Linked DNA regions of Homo sapiens: region 2 is linked to region 1. Evidence: chromatin loops called from intact Hi-C (ENCODE). Cell type or tissue: Calu3. All regions are shown on one strand.

What was found. A loop is a pair of places that touch in the nucleus more often than their neighbours do. Peaks named below come from ENCODE experiments on the same cell type or tissue, not always from the same donor. Only the 100,000 strongest peaks of a DNase experiment are listed, where the experiment ranks them.
Region 2: a loop joins it to region 1, with 2.7 times the contacts of the local background. A loop is called at or near these places in 2 of 110 quality-filtered maps.

What each region holds. Positions count from the first base shown.
Region 1 is chr4:148,847,969-148,855,968 of GRCh38, reverse strand. All of the region lies in intron 2 of LOC107986195 (a long non-coding RNA gene), which reads right to left. Among named protein-coding and RNA genes, the nearest start is that of LINC02430, 300 kb to the left of the region's middle. In Calu3, no CTCF peak of the experiment used is centred here; a DNase peak (open chromatin) is centred at 3,458.
Region 2 is chr4:148,270,521-148,278,520 of GRCh38, reverse strand. All of the region lies in intron 2 of NR3C2 (nuclear receptor subfamily 3 group C member 2), which reads left to right. Among named protein-coding and RNA genes, the nearest start is that of NR3C2, 170 kb to the left of the region's middle. In Calu3, no CTCF peak of the experiment used is centred here; no DNase peak of the experiment used is centred here.

The DNA.
Region 1 (8,000 bases):
TCTGAAATGAATTTCTCTGTATCCTAATCTTAATCAAATGAGTAAATATATTAAGCATAATGAGATCCAAGTTTCTCACTGTTGTAGAAGAAAGTTACAAATATGGAAAAGGGAGGATTAGAATGTACAATGTGCTTTCAGATTAAAATTGGAGGTATCAGTATGAACTCATAGTTTTTAATAGATGGATGATAAATGGAGACTCTCTATATATATAGTTTCCCAGATCTGTCTACTTGAGAGGACCTAAAAGCAATAACAGCAGTAGCAATGAGAACATATGGCCTCTCCCAGGTAGTTCAGAGGTCCTTGTATGACTTCAGGCCAGTGCAGTGCTTCAACCAAAGCAAGTCAAATATGTGTACTTAGAAGTCAAATGCATGCCTGTAATTCCAGAACACTGGGAGGCTGAGGCAGGTGAATCACTTGTGCTCAGGAGTTCAAGACCAGCTGGGCAACATGGCAAAACCCTGTCTCTATAAAAAATATAAAAATTAACCAGGCACGGTGGTGCATGCCTGTAGTCCAAGCTACTTGGGGGCTGAGGCAGGAGGATTGCTTGAGCCCAGGAGGTCAAGGCTGACCTCCTATCCCATGATGGCAAGAAACTTAGCTTTTGAGGTTTTTCTGGGGTCACTTTGGCCAAAAAGGGTTCCTTCAGTTGGTTAAGGGGCTTAGGATTTTATTTTTATTTCTCAGTATGAAGGGTTAATTGTATTTTGGGCAGAATATATCCAAAGGACACCAGATCCTAATCCTAATTTCTGCTTCCATTTATACCCTACTATCAAAAACAAGCCAACTAACCTACAAAGTCATACTTTTTAAAACAAACCTATTAGATAGCTGAGGATTAATGAAACCAAAATGAACTAAAATCTAGGAAGTGACAAGCCCTTCCTGGGAACTGCCATACAGCTCCTATCATCTTTTGTAGGGTAGTGCAAGTAGGAAGTTACCATTAATAGATTTAAGGAGAAACTATCTAAACTTTGTAAGAATTTTATGACTAAATGACAGCTGGTGTGATGTTTAGGATCCTAAGCTCGATGCACAGTGAGAATCTGCACCTACTCATCACACCTTTCCCATGGGCCTTCACTAAGTGCTAATGCAAAAGATGATGAGCAGAGCAAGAGAGGTGAGATAGAATGATGAAAAGAGGGCAGAAGAACTAAAGGAAACTCTATGAAGTGCCACAGGCCTTCATTAAGTACTTGTCAGAGGGTTCTCACAGCTGGAGGAAGGGCAAGAGACCTAAAAGATCTCTTTGGGGAGCAAGTTCCCAAAATCTCAAGGTCTTTTTAGCTCTTCTGCATTGCCACCACTCAGAAACATACCATCCTAAGCCCCTTATGGACACTCTTAGCATTCACTAAAATTCACTGCCCAATACTCCATGGATAAGGAGAACATAGCAGAGCAGAAAGAGGTCCCTTGAACCACAGAAAGCCAGGAGGCAGAACTGTATAACAAAGCAAACTCTTTAACAACATAAAAATCTAGAAGCCAGTTTAGAAAGCAGAATGAGATTCTCCTTGGTTCAGGAAGCCAAAGATTGTTTGTACAAAAAGGTCTTGCCCTGTTGGAGGTAAAGTACTGACTCATTCTTGAATCATTAACCTATTGGTGAACTAAACCTAATTAAAATGACAGTAAACTTCACACATAGCTCAACTATAGTTTATACAGATGGCTGACAGAAAAAAAGGTATCCTGGGCAAAAATATTACTTACTTCAGTCTCTACTGTATTTTGACAAACAATGTCCTGTACACATTCAAAAATTACAAAACACATGAAGAAAAATAGCATATTTTGAAAGAAAATAAAAACAGACTGAGAGATGGCCCAAAAGTTAATATTATATAAATTTGATAAATATGTTAAAAGATCTAGTGGAAAAGGTACATAATATACAACGGGTAATTTGGCCACAGAAATAGAAACTATTTAAAAGAGCCAAATGAAATTGCTAGAAATAAAATATATGATGTCTAAGATGAAGAATTCATTCAATCAGCTTTTCAAGAGACTGGAAACGACAGTGAAAAGAATCAATAAACTTGACAACAGGTCAACGGATCATCCACATTTTAGCACAATAAAGTGAAAAGTAGAATAGCAATATCAAACAGTCTAAAGTATATGTAATTAGAATCTTATATTATGAATTGAAATTGTATTAATTGTAAAGGGAAAGATATACATAACTTAACCAAGTGATCAGAGTTAACAGTTCATCAGTATTGGAATGAACCAATAGCATGTGCCACCTGATATGACACACTAAGTATACTATATAACTTCAGTGGTGCAACTGTCCTAAAAATGCATAATCTGAATCTTACCATAAGGAAATATCGGACAAGACATAATTGAAGGACATTCTATACAACAGATGACTTGTACTCTTCAAACATTTTGTCAAGAAAGTCAAAGGAAGACAGGCATTATTCCATGTTTAAAGAGACCAAAGAGACAACTAACTGCAGTCTGTGAATCTGAATTGAATCCTGGACAAGAGAAACTATCAATTAAAACATTATTTGCATAATTAATTAAAATCAAATGTGGACTGTATATTATAGTATATATCAATGCTAAATGTTCTTGTTTTGATAATTGGACTATGGTTATGTAGGAGATGTCTGTGTTCTTAGGAGATATACAGTAAACTAACAATAAATGGTCACGATGCATCAAACTTACTCTCAAATGATTCTCTACAAATATATATAAGATATATGAATATGTATGCAGATATACATGCAGAGAGGGAGTAAGCAAATGGGGCAAGATGTAAATAATTGGTGAATCTGGAAAAAAGTATTATTGGAATTCCTTATGCAATTCATGCAGCTTTTTCATAAGTTTGAAATTATATCACCATACAAAGTTATCCCCAAAGAGCATCCTTGAAAATAAATGATGCTGCCAGAGAACACTATGCTGCTTGATAAATGCTTATAGGGCAGATAGGGAAATGCTGTGGTCAGGCAAGCAACCTAGGATTTCACTGGTGATCAAAGATATGTGTCAGTTCTGTACAGATTCTGAAATGACATTAGCTCAGAATCTAGGGACTTTAAAACAGGAAGAAACCGTGGCACTGCCCTAGCCCACGGTCCTCCTTTTACAGATAAGGAAATGAGATTCAGGTGTGAAGTCCAAGCTTCTTTGAGGAAGGTCCAAGTCTTTTGATTCTCAGTCTTCACCCCTTATGCCTTCGTTCTTCACTCATTCATCATGCTGCCTTCTCAAGAACATTATGGTGTCCCTAGCAGCCTTGCCACAGTCTCCTTCTCTTCCTCCTTCTCTTTAAGCCACCCTGAAACTCTGGCCCATAATATGGGTAACCAGCACAACTTGTGAAAGCTGAGGTGTGTATCTGCTTAATGTTATGGCATTTCTTACAGGGTGGGTATTGAGTTCCAAGGAACACGAGGGCTTTGCTGGCTCCTGGGGGCAGCATAACTCTTTACTACCATTTCCCCTCCCAGGCTACCACTTCCAAGTGGAGATTCATCTTAATTACTGTCCCTCCTATTTTTATTGACTGGTTGTTGAGAGGTATTGAACGCTCAATGTGTACTTATCACTCCCCTATCACACTGATAATATGACTTATTACTCACAATTTCGTTATTTCCTGATTAAGCACTCTTGAACTAAATAAGGGTGTGGTGTGTTTATGAGGAGGAGTAGAGGAATAGGAAAAGTTAGCACTTCCTTTCTCAAGAGTATGGGCACTCAGTAATATGTGGCATGTAACTTTCCTGTGGCATGAATTAATAAGGAGAAATATTGGATTCCAACTTCATGATGAGTTATTGCTAGCCTGATTACCCTCCATGCCACAGGGCAAGCCCTAAAGCCTCACGACCATATCACAATGAGATTCAACAAATTCCTCCTTCCCTGGAAACATATTTTATAGCAATCATCCCACTGGAGGCCTGATAATCTCTTCTTCCTATAGGAAGTTCAGTTTGGCCATAACTATAATCATTATTGTGACCATTAATCCTAGTAGCAGCAGTGTTTTGTTAGTGAATTGTTTATAATAGATGTTAATATTTATTTTCTAAAGAATGATGCATCAATAGCAATATCTTTTTGGTTCCCCAGAAACAAGGGGCCTGGGAGTAAAGGAGACTTTCTCTGTTAAAAATCATTTTACACCACGAGCCCTACTCCACTCCACCATCCCTATACCATAAGTAATTGTTTATTATTATTATTTTTTTGCTTCTTTTCAATATTATCTCCACCTTCCTCTACCATTTAGATTCTACTGAAAGCTCTCTAGTGTAGGCCCCACTGTCACTTGAACTTGGAATGAAAAGAATTGCGTGGATGGAATTAAATGACCTGCTATTCAGGCTGGCCACAGTAACTCATGCCAATGATCCCAGCACTTTGGGAGGCTGAAGTGGGAGGATCATTTGAAGCCAGGAGTTCGAGATCAGCTTGGGAAACAAAATGAGACCTTGTCTCTACAAACAAAAATTATAATAATAAAAAATAGCTGGGCATGGTGGTGCATGCCTGTATTCCCAGCTACTCAGGAGATTGAGGTGCAAGGATCACTTGAGCCCAGGAGTTCAAGGCTGCAGTGAGCTGAGATCACACCACTGCGTCCCAGCCTGGGCAACAGATTAAGATCTCATCTCTAAAATAAATTAATTAATTAAATAAATGACCTGATATTCAAAGAAAATGTATGAAGGAAGCAGTGAACAAAAAATAAATGGGTATATAGAGATACGAAATCAGAGATTTCCAGCCACCATCGGCATGAGCTGGAGCTGGCCACTGGGGTGTGACAATCTTCATAACTCAAGGCATTCCTGGGCTCTTCTACCTCTTTATATCCTGTAATTTTTTCAGTTATTTCACTACTATATTTCACATAGCAATGCTCAATAATATTTGTTAAGTCAATGACCTCTAGCACTTATGTATAGAAGTGATATCACTGAGCTTTTACTGGAACTATTAGGGGAAACCACTTTGTGTTTTTAAAATTCTATTCAGTACACTCCCCTCCCCCATTGCCAATCTCCCTCCTTTTCCAACACACACACATACACACACACACACACACACACACACGGTGATATAGAAAGATCAAGGACTTTGGTATTCACAAACTTGATTTCAAATCCAGTTCTGCCCTTATTACATTTGTGACCTTGGGGAAGTTACTTAATCTCTGTAAGGTCCAGTTCCTTGTCTATAAACAAGATTAGGTGAGATAATGTGAAATTCACTTGCAAATGGTTTAGTGACAAACATAAGTATTATTCCACCTCTCCTTCTAGTATTTTCTTTTTTAATAAGTCACAATATAATACTTTGTATATATTCAATTACTCCCTCAAAGTGTTAGTTTGTTTTTATGTGTCCCACAAAGTAAGTTACAACACTTTCCAGTAGCTAGCCACACCTTAAGCACATGACCACATGGATATAGTTTCCATGAAGTAAGATTGTGCCACTCTCCTCAAATAACCTTTCCTTAATATTTAACCAGGGCTGTCTACACTGAGAGAAGCTCTGCACACACAGGAAAAGTATACTCTGCCCAGAGATTTTCAGTCACACACTCATCTTCCTTAGATTACTTGGTATATATCCCAGCAACACAGGAACAAATTAACTCCTGTGGCGAAATAGCTTGCATTTAGTATGCTGGAGCCAGCATCCACCCTTACCTAAGAGCTGTCCTCACAAAGCCACTTTGGAAGTCAATTCCTATTCCAGAGAATTGTAAAGAGACGGTGAGAAAAGGCAAGTTGCCAGAATCATCCTGTCCCACCATGCCTCCGTCCCTCAGAATAGTGAAGGACAAAGTGCTTGGAGCCAGACTGACTGAGTTTGATGCTAATTCTGCTGTTTCCTTTCTATGTAACTTTAGGGGAGGTTATTTAGTCTCTCAGTGCCTTAGTTTTCTGATCTTCAAAACAGTGCTAACTACAGAACCCATCTTAAGATTTATAGAGAGGATTAAATGGCCTGACATATTTAAAGCCCAGAGTCCACACCTGGCACACTGGTAACTGGTGAATATTCACTATTATTGTCACCATGAAGTATAGCAGATTTGGTGGAAGTCCTAGGAAAGACCAGATTCTACCTGAAGCCACTTAAAGTCCTAGCTCACCAGTGAGTCACAGGACAGGCTAGTCATTTCTTACTCAAGAAAAGTAGGTGCTAAGAAAACTGTTAGTACCTGTGTCCTCACCAGAAAGCATTGCTGTGCCTGCCTAATCTCCTCATTTGTACCCAATATGTACCTGGAGCTCAGGGACCAGCTGCTGTGTCATGAGTATTAGCTATCACGGGTATTAGCGGAAACAAATACCCATGCAAGTCCACTCCCAGAAAGAACAGAGAAATACAAGTACCATAGGTGAAAACAGGGGACCCTGGGGCTGGTCCCCTTTTTTTCTTCCTTGTAAGTTGTGTATTTATATTTGGAATAGAGATTTGCAGTGGGAAGGCCGTGTGAAGCAGTGGAAGTCAGTGTTCAGTGGCTGATGAGTGGCTCTTGACCACCATAATTTTCTTCCTGACACATTTGACAGAGCATTACTGTCTCCTTTCTTAGCATCATGACACTATCTGGGCAGACACTTGCACAAGCCTGTGAAGACTGGATTGCAACTGCCCCTTCACACCTGTAAGAGTTGCTTCTCCATGACCATTCACAGAGCAACCAGAGGCAACGCCTTGGAAGTACTTCTTTAGAAAGGCATTTGAAGGATAGGTCAAGTTTCTTTTTAAAGTTGGTTTTGGATTTTCAATGCCCCTCCATCACCAAAAGAAAAATGTTCTTTCTTCTAGAGGTGAGTGATAACATATTAATCTTTGAATTTCTTTTCTGAAGAGATAGATAGATAGTAGATAGGTAGATGGATAGATGATACAGATACACAAAAAATATATTTTACATATTAGTAAACTATGTAGATATCTATATATATTATGTATATATTAATGTTGGTTATACTTTTGTATGCATATATTTCAGAGTGGGAAGACTACACAGTTATGTAGGGTTTAGTTGATCCTTGGTCTGTGAGGCCTGTCTTAGTGTTCTACAGTGAGGTGTTTCATAGAGAGGAACTGGTCTTAATGAAAAAGAACATGAAAACAAAGAAAACAAAACACAAGCAGGCAGTGAAAAGCCAAGAGAAAAGGATGGAGTGCACATTTCAGACAAGCAATATAGAGTGTTAACTGCAAAATTAAGGTCACAGTCATCGTACTACAGGGCTTTGATGGCTGTTCATTTATCATTGTCCATTTCGGAAATGGAATAAAGAACAAAATAAAGGCCAATGACTTGGGGTTGCTGGAAGTAAAATTGCCTAGAACATTTTTTAATAAAAGAAATAGACTGCATTAGCAGAAAAATGTAAAGAGGAAAAGCTAAATTAGTATCAGTAAATAACCACAGTATATAAGCTTCAGCCAATGTGGTTAATTACGGAAAATTAGAGGTAAAAAGCTCAAAGAAAAACAGACAAACATGTTCAAGAGAAAATGCCATCCTTTGTTATTAGAAAAAGGGGTTGGGCATGGGAACTGAAAATCCAGAAAGTTCACTTGTCTATTTTTGTTGTTTGAATCCATGGTAAAATAACCCCTTAGTTTAAATGTATCAAACAATACATATAATAAGTAAGAGGCTTTAGGTTCTGAAGAAAAAATGAATAGATAACAAAAACTAGACAATTAAAGCAGACGTGGGGAAAGGAAGTGACTCTATCCTTCTTTGAAGGCAGCTTCTTTTATTCCATTCAGTTAGTAGTGTTGGAGGGAAACACTGTAAGAACGTTAATGAAGCAATAAAACTCACTTTGAAATCTTCTGCATATGCTTTGTTCTTCTCCCAGAGCTGCTCACAACTACATCCATAGAAAAAAACAGAAACAGCGCCCATAACTGACTTGTGATTGCTTATTAAACATTTACCTTAACGACTACAT
Region 2 (8,000 bases), 580 kb after region 1:
CTTGAGTTACCATTTGTAATCAGACTAGGGTCCTGGGAAAGTTTTTTGCACATCATTTAGTACATATGAATGTGAGCTGTGTTTACTTTACAAATAGGTTATATTTCAAAACGTGATTCTGGGCTGGGCGTAGTGGCTCACACCTGTAATCCTAGCATGTTGGGAGTCCAAGGCTGGCAGATCGCTTGAGGCTAGGTGTTCGAGACCAGTCTGGGTAAAATGGCAAAACCCCATCTCTACTAAAAATATAAAAATTAGCCAGGCATGCACCTGTGGTTCCAGATACTTGGGAGGCTGAAGCATGAAAATCTCTTGAACCTGGGAGGTGGAGGTGGAGGTGGCAGTGATCCGAGATCACACCACTGCACTCCAGCCTGGGTAACAGAGCGAGAACCTGTCTCAAACAAACAAACAAACAAACAAACAAAAAACAGACTTGACTCTGTAAGTTCTTTGAGATGTATTCTTAAAAATATTTCCTTTATGAAATAATGTTATTAATAGCATAGAATTCCATCTTGGGATGCTAGGAATGTATTCTCCTTTTGGAGAATACATGTTGTTTCCCTGGAGGATAATTCATTTCGTGACTCACATTTTGGGCCTTCTTTTCCTGAGGCCCTATAGGTGAAGAGCTGTCTCCTGCATTTCTGGGTCTTGGCCTGTGCATTTGGCTTTGGGTGCTGATGACTAGTATGGCCCTTGATACAAAGCTAGCAGGGTGTCTGGCATGAATGCTGGTGTGGGGTGGGGTCATGGGAGCAACCTTCCTGAGGTACAGATTATTTTAAATTTGGTCACCATTTGTGTACAACTTTTATTCCCTGTTACTTGCTTGAACTTTAGATTGCAAATAAAAGAACACATCACTTTTTATTTAATACTATTTTTTGTTTATTTTAAAAATTTGTTTTAATAGAGATGTGGTCTTACTGTGTTGCCCAGGCTGATCATGAACTTGTTTATTTTTAGAGATGGGGTCTTGCTGTGTTGCTCGGGTAGGACTTGAACTCCTGGGCTCAAGCAATCCTCATGCCTCAGCCTCCCCAGTAGCTGGGCTACAGGCATGCAGCACTGTGCTTGGGCTTACATATGTTTTTGATGTAGATCAATTTGCTAGAGATTTGAATAGTTTAACTTCATATTGCCTATGAGGATGATCTGTAGCCATGAGGATTCGAAGGTGCATTATTTTCTATACAGCAATGATTCATGTTGTTTTAATAGTTTATGAATATCCTCTTCAGGTATTCGTTATCTTAATATTGCAAAGTAACAGACTTGAACTTTTTTAGAGATGAAATTTAAGCTTTTATTTATGAGACTATTCTGATTTGTAGAATTTTATGCCAACATTTACCAAAAGAAAAAGATGATCTCGATCTTCAGTTTGCTGCTATATATCCAGTTCCCGTAAAATATTTTATTTTTAAAGACTAGTACAGAAGATATTGAAAAATATTTTGATTTCTTTTGTTTCTAAAGATCAAGTGAAATAAATGTGATTAAATGTTACTAAGTTACTGAACATACAGTAAATTGTGTTCAGAGTTTGCTTGAAATAATAAACAAATGTAATCAGGCATTTTAACTGGAGTAAAAGACAGCTGTCAATATTCTTGAAACTTTATAAAAGACATTTATCCCTAGGTTATGGTATTCATGTTATAAATTAGCCATGAAGGATTTCATAGTATAAAAGAAAAATAATAAAACCATTGTCTCCCCTTATACTTTGGAAGTGCTACCGCACTTTTCTCTTGAACAAACAATAGGAGACTGTAGTACACATTTGAATGATTGACGTTTGTTTCTCGGGAACAGCCTATTACTGATTGTGGGAAAAGGAGGTTGCCCATACTTACCTATTTTCATTCAGTTCCACTTGCTAAATGAGCACCATTATGTAACTGTTGTTATCAGACAATAGCCCTTTTTCTAGATTTTGGGTAAAGTTTGCTGGGACTGTACCTATCATTAGAAAGAGGAAATCTCTTTCTAAGGTACTGTAATACCAGTATTAGTTTAATTTTATACTAAGTCTTTTAACTTCCTGTAACTCTTTTGAGTAGTAAGGATAAACTCTCCTACCTTTGGTCTTTCATTAGTGTATTCTGAGTCTACATCAAGATCTGTAAAATGCAAATGATAAGATGCACATCAGAGTTGTAGGTATATAAATAACATTGAAAAAACCATACAGGCAAATATATCCAAATGAATCAGAACCTGTAATTCCTAATTTATATGCAGAATTCTAGTATTTAATAGGAAATCAACAAAATAGCACCTCACTCTTCTGGTGTCCCCCACTGCACGTGCCTTCCTTCTCCTATTCCAGGAAATTTTCAGGGTCAAACATATTAAGACTCTCATAAAAGGTTCACAATAAGGACTCCAAGATTCTGAGTCAGGTGAAAATCTTACATTGGGCTCACTGTGCTCTGTACATTTTGGAATGATTTTAACACATTGTAAGAGTAAGGGGGCTTATGAATAATATTTAAATAGTACTATGGAATTTTGTAACCCAGATCATCCCATCTTTATTATGATGGCATTTTATGTTAATACATAATGTGTCATACATTATGTTTGTTTTAAAAAAAACCCTAAGTTGAAATACTTTTCCCTATTTCAGGAATTGAATTCGAAATTTCTTCAAAATCGCTTGATGTCCCCTGACTCTTGGGAACTCCAGTTTTTTTCCCTGATGGTTGTATAGCATATGATAATATTAGTTATTTTCATTATGGTTCATATTTTCTATTATTTATAAGATAAGATTGGCATCTGGGCACTGTGGCTCACGCCTGTAATCCCAGCACCTTGAGAGGCCAAGGCGGGTGGATCAACTGAGGTCAGGAGTTCGAGACCAGACTGACCAACATGGTGAAACCCCGTCTGTATTAAAAATACACAATTAACCATGCTTGGTAGTACATGCCTGTAATCCCAGCTACTTGTGGGGCTGAGGCAGGAGAATCACTTGAAACTGGGAGGTGGAGATTGCAGTAAGCCGTGATCACGTCATTGCACTCCAGCCTGGGCAACAAGAGTGAAACTCTGTCTCAAAAAAAAAAAAAGATAAGATAAGATTGGCTTATCTACTTTATAGTAAATTGAATTCCTCATAATGTCTTCTTTGCTTTTATGATTTATATTTTGGAAATAAAAGTAAGCCCTTTTAGACTTAATTTTAGACCTCAACAGATTTTCTTACCCTACAAATGTACAGTAGAAAGTTTTCTTCCACCCTAACAAATCTATTTCCTACATTTAATTCCTTACACTTATTAGAAAAAGTCATCAACTGACCTGTGTACTTTAAAGTAACCCTTTGCAACTGTGTCATAAGCAAATTTCTAATGATCTTTCCATTTAGTGTGGCTATAATTGTTTAAGTTAAAAATAGTTTTCTCTGCTTAGAAGATAAACAGTGAAGTTAGATGTGTACTTTAGAATTATATGCCCTTTATCTCTGTATTAGTCCGTTTTCACACTGTTATAAAGAACTACCTGAGGCCAGGTGCGGTGGCTCATGCCTGTAATCCCAGCACTTTGGGAGGCGGAGGCAAGTGGATCACCTGAGGTCAGGAGTTCGAGACCAGCCTAGCTAACATGGTAAAACCCCATCTCTACTAAAAATACAAAAATTAGCTGGGCGTGGTGGTGGGAACCTGTAATCCCACCTTCTCAGGAAGCTGAGGTGGGAGAATCACGTGAACCCAGGAGGTGGAGATTGCAGTGAGCCGAAATCACGCCATTGCACTCCAGCCTGGAGTGAAACTCCATCTCAAAAAAAAAAAAAAAAAGAAAAAACTACCTGAGACTGGATAATTGACTGAGTCCATTAAGCAGACTTAATCTACTCACAGTTCTGCATGACTGGAGAGGCCTCAGGAAACTTACAATCATGGCAGAAGGCAAAGGGGAAGCAAGGCACGTCTTACATGGCAGCAGGAGAGAGAGAGAGCAAGAGCGAGGGGGGAGCTGCCCAACACTTTTAAACCATCAGCTCTCATGAGAACTCACCATCAGAACAGCATAGGGTACACCACCCCCATGATCCATACACCTCCCACCGGGTCCCACCCTCAACCTATGAGGATTACAATTAGAGATGAGATTTGGGTGGGGCACAGAGCCAAACCATATCACTCTCAAATTTATCTGTGCCATTATTTTTCTTGAAAATACATGCCATTGTGAGGTAAATTTGCTGACTAAACCTATATACACCTGTCTTTCTAAGACTTCAATAAATTATTTGCCATTTTTCTTTTTGAACACCATTTGTTCTTAACGGGAGATCCCGTAAAACACTTACTATGTTTGGAAAGTTTTTGCTGCTTCTGGCTACTTGTTATTTTTACAAAGATATTATTTCTCTCCCTTTCTTTTCTCACCTGTATTACCTTTTTTTTTTTTTTCTCATGAGCTGCCTTTTATTACCTGTCAAGCCCACTGCTTTCTCTTTTGCTGAGTGTACGTGGCCAGGGCTGGGTTCCAGTGCTCCTAGTGTGAAGCTGGCTTCTACAGACCTCAAAGTTTATCTGCCCTTGACATTGTTATCCACATCTTTCCCCCAACTCCACCCCAGCTGCACCAGCTGCCTTATCTCTTGCTCCACAGCGTGACCCCCCTGTGCACACTGCAGGATCACCGTGATTCTGTTGCCTGGTTTCTGATAGCCCTTCCAACTTGGAGCTTTGCCTTAGTCATGCTCTGTGCCCACTGGCTCTAGCTAGTTCCTAGCCTTGACCTGGTGTGTACCTTCTCTGCTTCTGGTTGTCTTTCTGCTTCCTGACTACCTTGCTGTCTCAGCCCTGTGTTCCTTCTCGTGTCTGTGTTGGCTCTTCTAAGTTCCCTCCTGTCCTTGTGATACACTGTGCTGGGAAGACAGCCAGCACCCCTGGGGCTGACTCCCTTGTTTTTTGTAGCTCTTTGAAAATTATATTTCAGTTTGGGTAAGTTTTACTAAATTAAGAAAAAAAACCCAACATGCCATCTGATCCCTTAACATTATTTTACTATATATAAAAAAATTTAGCGACCATAATCTTTAAAGCTTGGTAATTGTTGCTTAGGTATATACATGTGTGTATACATGTGTGTTTTGTCACTTATGTTTCAAAATATTAATCTCTTTCTCACAAAGAGTAAATATTCTGTATACATTGTTTCAAGCACAAGAAAGGGAATATTGCCATAGATTTCAAAATCTTCATCATAAACAGGCATTGGTGGTACAGTTTTAATAGACGAAGATATAATGTCCTTGATATAATGTCCTTGAAATCTAGTCGAAACATTTAGCAATCCTAATTTCATGTTCCAGTGGCATTGAAATCAAACATAGGAGATTTCATCCATCTGACTTTAGGTATTTCCATTTAATAAAATGGAGGGAGAAAGGCCAGGCTCACTCATATCTTTGTGGTGGGTGGTCAGGTGGTATTGATGACTATCCTTCTTTTTCTCATCTGGCCCCGGTACATGGCACGAAGACATTTGAAGCAAGACTGATCAAAGGTACTTCACTATTTCTTGCCTTCTTGCAGTTAAAACGAAAGAAACAGCCTACTTCAACTTCTTTATCTTTTTCTATCACTATTTATAGGTATACTGAAGTCTTTTTCTTTTTTTTGCAAATGCCAGTGGAACTACTTACTTCTGACCCCTAAACAATATCATGTTTGCTTTGATATGTATCCCATTTGCCTTGTTTTCAAAACCTTTTTCATCTTTTCTCAGACCTGCGCCAAAGACAAAAGCCTAACTTTTATTTTAAAAACTTCTGAAAAAAACATCCGTAATTGCTTTTAAGAGTGTTAGGCAAAAGATGAAAGTTATTTTGGTATACTTAACAGTTATCGTTTTTAAGTACAAATTTTTGTAACCTTGGAAAATACTTAAATTGAGCAGTAAAGCCAGTAGTAAAAATATGGATGTCTTTTTATTTGAAGGACTATCACATGTCACTGAAGGCAAGAAAAGACTAGAATATAGACTTAAATAAATTCCAAGGGTCCTTTCACACACTTATACACACACACCACAGGCTTAAATAATAAAGGTATCTAATTCAATCCTCACTCAGTACTCCTGAGAGCACTTTCTTGAATCTACATGATTTTTATCTCATTTGTAAGAAACAGATGTTACATTGAGTTAACTGAATTTGGAACTTTCATTTTGATTTTTCTTGCTTTCAAGAAAAGCTATTTTAAACAGGCTTGATACATTTTTGTAAGAGTGAGGAGGTAATGCGGAATTGTCATAGAAGTTAATGTATATATTAATATTCCTTTACTTTCCAGGAGGGATTTGTCTGCAAACCGCCACCACCCCTTGCTATTCCCTCATACTAGAATATGAGTTCTAATTATCAGGATTTTTGTGTGTTTGGTTAGTTGATACATATCAAGAGACCTAGAACAGTGCCTGGTATACATTAGTTGCTTAGTAGTTGTGTTGAATAAATAAATAGAGGGAGAAGATAACTGTTTCAATACCTGCTTATTGCTCATAATATATAATCTACAGGTTTAGGTGGATATTTGGAAGTAACTATCCTTATTCTTTAATACCAGGACAGCAACAGAAATCAGGTGAAGAGGGAGGTACTAGTTAGCTAATGAATGAGCTAGAAAGAAGCCAGGCCCTGATTAGTTCTTTCTTCTTCCACTCCAACCACTGGCAAATATCTAAATAGTCCTTTTAATTTAAATTAAATGTTTAAATAATTTTAATATCTGTTCTAATAAGGGCCAAGTATACCCACGGCTCTAATAGTGATAGTTTTTTTCTCAAAGCCAAAATATATATGAGAGGAGGATGCGGGCAGGTGGAAAGGGGACAGAGATGGAAAGAGGTAGAGTATTTGGTAGTTTTTGCTTTTTTTAAAAAAATTTTCCTTAAAAATAGAGTAGCGTGCAAGACATCTAGAAAAGATGGTGGCTAAGGAAATAAATATTATATTTTTATGTACTTTCGTGTGGCCACATGGAGCAGCACTAGTTCAGTGTGTGCCGAAAATCTTAGTGGCCAAAAAAACAGCCTTTCTGAAACCTTAGGCTTCAAGTATTTGTGGAGGGAGGAAGTCAAAGAAACAACCCCAAACTTCAAACCCTGAGAAAAACAAAGACCCAAAGAAAGTACTCAGGATTCCTTCATTGTTCTGGTCATGCCAAGTCAGGAAATGAGCATTCAGTTTGGTTTATTAAAATCATTTTTAAAGGAGCATTTTCCCTTGAAAAGTGGAAACAGTGAAATGGATCAGAAAAAAAAGCAAAGCATATGAAAATAATAACAACAATAAGAATTTTAAAAATAACAGCTCAAATTCGTGGAGAATGTGATCATGGAAGAGAACTCTACTGTCTGGGAGTGGAAGAAGCAGTTTCCAACTTCACCTCCATACTTTAATGTTTGCGCTTGAAGACCTATGACCACCATACTTAGTAGAGCACTATTGCCCACATAATAGTAAAGAATAATTTTTATCTAATTGGAAATGCTATCCTATAGCAGAATCTGGTTTTATCATTAAAGCCAGAGGTCAGAAATGTGTTAAAATGAACCATAAGGAATTCCTGATTTTGCAATCAGGATTTGAAAACAGGTAGGAAACAACTATTTCCTGTGGCAGCTCAGTTAAAAGTGAGCATAGGAAACCGTTTTTGGAATAGTACAGCAATGATTCATCAGTCCTGAAGTATATTGGGGCTAGACTAGAAAAGGTGGCTCTGAATTTCTTTGCAGAGTCAGTCATCCAAATCTACTGACTAGTGCCCTATTGTTGCTCTTATTTAAAGCCTCTACTGTTTTCTGCTGGGGGAATTCTTAATGAAAAAATACCAAAAGACTTCACTGATGATTTATTTGAACACATTCTTTGATGTCATCTTAACATACCATTTTAAATATTTTGAGGAGTGGTAATTCCACTCAAAGTCAGATAGTAGGTTTGAAATAAATATGGCATGGTGTCATGT